Linked DNA regions of Homo sapiens: regions 2 and 3 are each linked to region 1. A link is a loop called in an ENCODE intact Hi-C map of the cell type or tissue named here. Cell type or tissue: PC-3. All regions are shown on one strand.

Region 1 (2,500 bases):
GAAATCATTTGAGAGTAAGTTGCAGAAGTCATGTTCCTTTGCCCCTAAATTCTTCCTAAGAACAAGGACATTCTCTTAACACACCAGAGTCAGCTATCAAAACCAGGAAGTGAGCACTGAGGCAGTCCTAAGCCACACCCTGTTCAAACTTCACCAACGGACCTGAGTCTCCGATCACAGGCCTGTCCCTCCCCGTCCAGGAACATTGAGCTGTCTCCTTAGTCTCTGATCTGGAACCTTTCGGCCTTTCTTTGTTTTTCCTAACTTTGACATTTGGGAAGGCCCATTTACTTTAAGACTGACCCTGAGTCTGGGTTGGCTGATGTTTCTGCGTGGTTTGCCCTAGATGGACACAACTGGCCAGAAAACCCTGGAAGGACCTCTGTGTCTTCTCGAGCATCCGCCTCTCTGGGTGCTGGTGAACCTATGAGGAGGGCAAGTGTCTGGCTTGACTCTTGCCCCAGCGCTCAGGGATGGAACCCGCAGGGACAAAAGGTGCCCTAGGGTCGCCGGCTGGCCGGCAGGGTCTGTTCACAGAACGGCAGCCTCCCTGCACTGTTTCTGGGCAGCACAACCGCTCCTGCAACTGTCCAAGGCCTTCAGCCCACCTGTGCTCACCACCACGGCACCTTATCCCCAAGCCTTGGCTTTCTTGTCTCTGAAATGGGGATAAAAGCAGTTCCCACACCACAGAGTAGCTGGAGTCAAAGAGATGAGGTGTTGGGACATCCCCAAGCTCATCCAGGGAACCGGCTTGAGGGTCGAGTGTCCCTGGATCACAGTCTCTATCCCAGTTGAGATTAGAGCATGGGGCCGGCCGCAGTGGCTCACACCTGTAATCGCAGCACTTTGGGAGGCCGACACGGGTGTATCACCTGAGGTCAGGAGTTCAAAATCAGCCTGGCCAACATGGCAAACCCCGTCTCAACTAAAAATACAAAAATTAGCTGGGTGTAGTGGCAGGTGCCTGTAGTCCCAGCTACTCCGCAGGCTGAGGCAGGAGAATCGCTTGCTTGAACCCGGGAGGCGGAGGCTGCAGTGAGCCGAGATTGTACCACTTCACTCCAGCCTGGGCACAGAGCAAGACTCTGTTTCAAAAAGAGAGAGAGAGAGATTAGGACATGGGCAGGCCTGCCCTGCTAACACTGTGATGTCAGATGGTCTGGCTGGGCTGGAGAGGCCAAGAGCCGACCTACCATCCCCATGTTGAGCTTTCCAGCGTTTCTGGGGCATCCTGTCTGGTTGCCGGGGATGGATGGCCCAGGGTTGGAGTGGTGGTCAGGGGAGGACAACTGGGGTGGGCTGGCTGGTGAGGATACAGGGCGGGGGTTATCATGCAGGCGTCTCAGCCTGTGCTTTCTGTGGGACTGAGAATGTCTCCTTTCTGCTCTCTGGTCCCTGGGTACCCCAAATCCTGCCAACTCCCAACCCTATAAGCAGAGAAGGGCTTTGTGGGGGGCACCTCCCTTACACTGAACAGACACTCCTCCTGCCCACCCACCGGCCCTGCCCAATGGGAGGCAGCAACGCACTGGCTTCAGCTTCTTAGCCTGGGAAATGTGAGGGCTAGTGCAGCGCTGAGCCCAGACCCCTCACACAGCGCTACCGGCAACTTGCTTAACCTAGAGGTGGGGGGTGACGTCCCTGTCGGCCCCGTCACCTGGGGCCCCAGCACCTCTCCTTGGCTTTGCAGACGATGTTCCACAGGAGCCCGTGCCCACGCTGTGGAACGAGCCGGCCGAGCTGCCGTCGGGAGAAGGCCCCGTGGAGAGCACCAGCCCCGGCCGGGAGCCCGTGGACACCGGTCCCCCAGCCCCCACCGTCGCGCCAGGACCCGAGGACAGCACCGCGCAGGAGCGGCTGGACCAGGGCGGCGGTACGGGCGGGGCGGGGGAGGGAGGGGAGAGGGAGAAATTAGGAGGGGCGGGGGGCGGGGGGCGCGGGGAGAAGGGCCGGCCAGGCGGGGGCTAGCAGGTGACATGGTCCTCCGTCCTCCGCAGGGTCGCTGGGGCCCGGCGCTATCGCGGCCATCGTGATCGCCGCCCTGCTGGCCACCTGCGTGGTGCTGGCGCTCGTGGTCGTCGCGCTGAGAAAGTTTTCTGCCTCCTGAAGCGAATAAAGGGGCCGCGCCCGGCCGCGGCGCGACTCGGCTGCACTCCTCACGCGCCTGTATGTCCGCGCGTGCGTGTCCGCGCATGCAGGTGTGCCAGAGCGTGAGCGCGCGCAGGCGAGCGCTCAGGGCGGGGGTGCGCGCGGGGCCGAGGGTGGGTGCCGTGCACGCGCGCGGGTCCGGAGGCGCGCCCGAATTCCCCGCAGGGGCGCCGGGGCGTGCGTGAGCGCACAGCATGTCCGAGCCCGCCTGCGTGTGGCGTGCACCTGAGCGCGCGCAGGGCCGCGCGGCTCGGCGTCCCCGTGCACCACGGCTGGAGTGCCTCAGGAGCGCGCCGCATGTGCGTGCCCGGTGCGCGTGCGCCGGGGCCGCCAGGGCATCGGAGCGGGT
Region 2 (2,500 bases), 51 kb after region 1:
CTGCCACCAGCCCAGCAGGTTCAGCCGTCTCCAAGAAAGACAGCTCCACACACCCACAGTGCAGAAGGGAGGCACGATCTCCTCCCCAACCTGGATGTCTTTCCTGGTAGTGACACTGATCTTAGCCAAAGAGGAGCCCTTTCAAGAGGGTGGAGGTCAAAGTCTCCAGCATATGCTAAGTCAGATGTGGCAGCGTGGCAGAGCTGGAAGAAAGCGGTTGTCAGGGGCCTTTGTTTTAAAATAAGGATTTTCTATGTGGCATCAGTTTCAGATCAGCCCCTCTCCATTCCCTCAGCAAACAAAGGGAAAAGCCACCACCACCACCACCACCCAGCCTGACACGTGGAGGGGGCCCACTGGGAACAAAATTCCGGAGTCAGCGCGGCTTAACAGCATGCAGTGTGCGCTCCACCCCCTCAGCTTCACAAGGGCTCAGCTCCTCTCCGGGCTCAGTTTAGAAAGATCCCTGCCAGGGAAGAGTGGGCTGCCCGGGAAAGGTCTCCCAAGCACGGGGTCTCCGGTGGCGATGGAAGCTCCACTTCCCCACTGGAGACACGTCCTGTCTGTCCAAGCATTTGGGACTGGAGGACAATAATTATATATCTAGGGAAGAAATTTTCCAAACCTAGAATTTTTATTTAACAGATAGACTGTCGGCTGCTCTGACAACAATGAAGAACGAAAAGACTTCTGGAACCATTTTCAGAGTAAGGGAACCTATATCATTCATTCACGGGTGCCTCTCCTGACGACATGAGAACTAGCTTGATGTCACTAGCGATTTTTTTTTTTTTTAATGCAAGTACTGAAGTTCTTGGGTCACTATTTGAATCCATTTTCCCTATTCACAGTGCTTCAGGTGCAGCTGTGTAGCAGTTGGACCACACAGGCTGAGCCTCGGCTTCCCTTCCAGGCCATATTCCTGGAGAGGCTTCCCTTCCTAAGCCAAGGGCCTCTGGGGCTCTTGCTTCCTCCCTACTTCGCCTTTCCTTTCCCTGTGCAAAGTTGGCCACCGCCTCCTCTTCTTGAATCGCACCAGGCTTTTCCCAGAACCCCCCTTCACACGCCTCCTCCTCTAGCCCAACTCTGCTCCCAACAGCCGGTTTGGCTTCCAGGTCTTCCTTGATGGGGGATAGTGGAGTCCTCCCCGCTGCACAGCTCAGCCGCGCTGCTTCATCCCTTCTTTCTGGCAGAAGTGATAAGGGGTCAGAGAGCCCTCCCACCAGACAAGAGCTGGGCAAATAGACCTCTCCGCAGAGAGCAGGACAGAAATGTTTGCTAAAGCCCACTTGTGCAGCGCTATTAAAATGCAGCAGTTTTGCCTGCGGAACCATTTAGAGCCAAACATGTCAAAAGCTTTCCTTACCCATGTCAGACGCAGTCCTTCGTATGAAACACAACGGCATCCCATGAGCAGGAGGACCCTCAGAGTCCTCCAGGGACCCGCGTTTCCCAAATAAAACCCGGTTACTGCGGAGACACCCACCTATTTGTTCAATGAGGTTTCTCCAGGAGTCGGCGGGAATGGGGTGGATCATCCGCAGGGCCTCGGTGAGCGTGGTGGGGCTGTCGGCCAGGGCCGGCCACTCCTCGGGCGTGGCCCCATTTCCCGGGGTGGAGGACGACTCACTGCCAGAGAGGGAGGAGGACAGGGGCTGGTTATTTTTAAGCAAGGATTCACCTCGGCTGGCTAGCGAGGGGCGTGCGCACAGGCGGCTGCTAGCCAGCCGGACCTTACCCGGGACCGTCCAGGGGCAGCGGCCGCAGCCAGCGCCGCCCCTCCCGGCCGGGCGGGCCCCAAAAGCCCTTTCTGTCACCGCACCAGGGCGCGACCGGGTGATGCATTTCCACACCAGCCCGCCCAAACCTCCATGGTTTTGGAGCTCCCGGGCAGGCGGTGGAAACTTGGCGCACCGTGCCCACTCTCCGGCGCCGCTCCGACAGCCCGACGGGTCCCGCGGCCAGGAAGCCACTCGGCGCCCCTCGCCGTCACTCGACCCCCGGCCCCTTTCGGACTCCGATCCTCCCGTCCCCAGGCCACACGGCGCGGAAAGGGGATGCCGAGCGGGACGCGCACGACCAGGGCGCCCAGGACGAGGGCGCTGGAGGAGACTCCGGGCAGGGACCGGGGTCCCAGGGGCCCGGGCCGGGGCTCAACACCCACCCGATGGGGTGCGGGCCCGACGGGGCCCGGGGGTGGGAGTAGGGGCGGCGGGGGCCCGCGGAGGAGGAGTGGGGATAGGCCGCGCAGGGGGTGCCCGGGACCCCGGGCGCAAGCTGGGAAAGAGGCACGCGGGGGCGGCGCGCCGGGGCCGGGACAGGCGCCCGTCCTCACCTGCCGGGCAGGTGTCCCGCCGCCGAGTCGCGCGCGTCGCTTTCCGAGGTGGAACTGTCGTGGTCCACGGCGCAGGCGGCGCTGAAGGCAGCGGCCAGCAGCTCCATAGGGTCGGCGGCGGGGCGGGTGCGGGGGCCGGGTCGGGGGCCACGCCGGGGCCCTGGG
Region 3 (2,500 bases), 180 kb after region 1:
ATGATGAAACCCCATCTCTACTAAAAATACAAAAAATAGCTGGGCATGGTGGCACATGCCTGTAGTCCCAGCTACTCAGGAGGCTGAGGTACGAGAATCGCTTGAGCCTGGGAGGCGGAGGTTACAGTGAGCCAAGATCTCACCACTGCACTCCAGCCTGGGCAGCTGAGCCAGACCCCATCTCAAAAACAAAAACAAAACCAAAAAAACCCTGGAATCTATGTGTCCAGGGAGAGGAAACTGGTAAAATGCACCATGTTATGATATAGAATAGTAGGTATGTTTAAAAGAATGTGGTAGATATAAACTAGCTCCACGAAATGTCCAGAAATCTGAAGTGAAAAATGAAAGACACATAATAGAGTATTTAAAAAAGGGGGCCCTGCAAAAATCGGGTTGTATATGCATAGAAAACACTGAAAGACTGCACAAGACACTGGCCCTGGAGAAATGGATCTGGGGTCTGGGCTGGCAGGAAAACTTACTTTTTATTGTAAACCCTTTTGAGCATGTTAAATAACATGTTACTATGTGCACATGTTACTTTTCAATGTAAAAAAAAAAAAAGGTTAAGGAGAGAAAAGTTGGTCTCTTTCTTAGGAATCCTGAGAGGAATGATGGGGGAAGAGTCTCCCAGGATACAACCAGCCATCCACACAAAACAAAATGCTTCCAGCAGGATTTTACACACACTACCTTGATCTGGAGTTCTCTTTTTATTTAATTTTTTTATGTGGGCAGTAAAGGAAAGCTGGAAAAGTAGATGGAAGAAAAAAAATTGCTCGTGGATATGCCGCCTAACTCAACCCTGTTCACCTCCAGTGTCTTTCCAGGATAGAGCTTTTTCCATAGTTGGAATCGTAATGTATTCCCATTTGGTTTCTTGATTTGTTTGTTTGTTTTGAGATGGAGTCTCACTCTGTCGCACAGGCTGGAGTGCAGTGGTGCGATCTCAGCTCGCTGCAACCTCCGCCACCTGGATTCAAGCGAGTCTCCTTCCTCAGCCTCCCAAGTAGCTGGGACTTCGGGTGCCTGTCACCATACCTGGCTAATTTTTGGATTTTTAGTAGGGTTTTGCTAGGTTGGCCAGGCTGTTCTTGAACTCCTGACTTCTGGAGATCTGTTCACCTTGGCCTCCCAAAGTCCTGGGATTACAGGTGTGAGACACTGCACCCGGCCTTGATTTGTTTTTTCACTAAACGTTGTATTACGAATATTTCCCTCTGTCCTTAAGAATCTTGACAAGAGACATATGTTGGCTTTTTGGACATGGTTTCCTCTTACCCAATTCTTCCCAAAGTCAATCCTAATTCTCCTTGTTTTCTTTCAAGCTCATTTGATTTTCCGGCATCTTCAGTGAAACAGGAGATGCTCGCTGCCAGGCCTTCGGTATTCACAGATGTCCTTTAGCACAATTATGGACTCCATGGGCCCTTGGACTCCTTGGGGATCGCCCCTGTGCCTGTCAGCGATGTTCCCGGCTCTGGTCCCAGGGGGAGGCCAGAGTGCAGCGCCACCTGGTGGCCGGGAGTCACAAGGCGCAGACCCGGACCCGTTCAGGTTCTTTGTAGTCGCAGGTAAAGAGTTCTCTTCTAGAATTGGGTTAAACCGGTGGCGAAGGTCACTGATGCCAGCTGCCCGCTGGAGCCCCCAGGAGCCCACCGAAGCTCTGCCCTTCAGGAGCTGGTCAGGGGGCCGCCTGGGAGACCCGCCTCATCGTGAGGACCTACCTGGTGCCAGACACATTACATAATTTCACAGACATTCTTCAACAGGGTGTCACTATCCCTTTACAGAGATGCAAACCAATCCAGAGATGCTACATAGTCATGGTAAAGCTGAGATTTGGATCCCAGCCTTGTTCCTGTGTGTCTAATTCAGAGTCTGATTTGCAGCACTAAAATGGAGCTTATCAGAGGAGCAGAACAGGGAAGGGGTGGAGGGTGCCATGATTTGAGATGTTGCCTTCCCATTGTTGGGGATGCACCAAGCCCCAGGAAGCCGTGGGGCCACATAGATGGATGGTCTCTGGCAAAATCTGTCAGGAATTCAGAGGACTGTGGCCACTAGCTCTGCAAATCTGAATGAAATTTGTGCCTGCAGGGGCCTGGGTGGATCTGGAAACGTCAAGATGCCGGTAGCAGAAATGGAACTGGAAAAGGAAAGGCAGGCTGGTGGAGCCTGGTATCTTGACAGAGCTCCAAAAACAACTGTGGAGAGAGAGGGATGGACAGAGAGAGAGAGAGAAGAGAGAGAGAGAGAGAGAGAGAGAGAGAGAGAGAGAGAGAGAGAGAGAGAAGGCTGGGTGGGGAGAGAGAGAGCTGGGAGGGAAGAAATTCTTTTCTGGCAGACAATAAGGGATCATAATCTGCTAGTTTGGGAGTGCTCCAGCTCTGCCAGACGTCTCCAGTGGGACGGTCTCCCTTCATCCTAGTCAGGGGCTGGGACTTGACTTCCTCTTCCACCATCTCAGTAAGCGACCTTGGCCTTTGATTTGAGA

The links. Peaks named below come from ENCODE experiments on the same cell type or tissue, not always from the same donor. Only the 100,000 strongest peaks of a DNase experiment are listed, where the experiment ranks them.
Region 2: a loop joins it to region 1, with 6 times the contacts of the local background. A loop is called at or near these places in 2 of 110 quality-filtered maps.
Region 3: it touches region 1 in a loop (2.6-fold over the local background); 7 of 110 quality-filtered maps call a loop at or near these places.

What each region holds. Positions count from the first base shown.
Region 1 is chr2:232,874,247-232,876,746 of GRCh38, forward strand. It overlaps SNORC (secondary ossification center associated regulator of chondrocyte maturation), which reads left to right. Exons shown (of 3, transcript NM_001394206.1): 2 at 1,694-1,876; 3 at 2,001-2,500. The coding sequence ends at 2,110. Among named protein-coding and RNA genes, the nearest start is that of SNORC, 5.2 kb to the left of the region's middle. RefSeq lists a silencer at 2,243-2,312. In PC-3, CTCF peaks have their summits at 1,498 and 2,129; a DNase peak (open chromatin) is centred at 2,305; H3K4me3 peaks cover 1,442 bases; H3K27ac peaks cover 78 bases.
Region 2 is chr2:232,925,558-232,928,057 of GRCh38, forward strand. It overlaps NGEF (neuronal guanine nucleotide exchange factor), which reads right to left. Exons shown (of 15, transcript NM_019850.3): 4 at 1,487-1,629. Among named protein-coding and RNA genes, the nearest start is that of SNORC, 57 kb to the left of the region's middle. In PC-3, no CTCF peak of the experiment used is centred here; no DNase peak of the experiment used is centred here; H3K4me3 peaks cover 2,500 bases; H3K27ac peaks cover 1,284 bases.
Region 3 is chr2:233,052,612-233,055,111 of GRCh38, forward strand. No RefSeq gene overlaps it. Among named protein-coding and RNA genes, the nearest start is that of INPP5D, 6.5 kb to the right of the region's middle. RefSeq lists a silencer at 1,437-1,596. In PC-3, CTCF peaks have their summits at 1,536 (motif pointing left) and 1,736; no DNase peak of the experiment used is centred here; H3K27ac peaks cover 1,152 bases.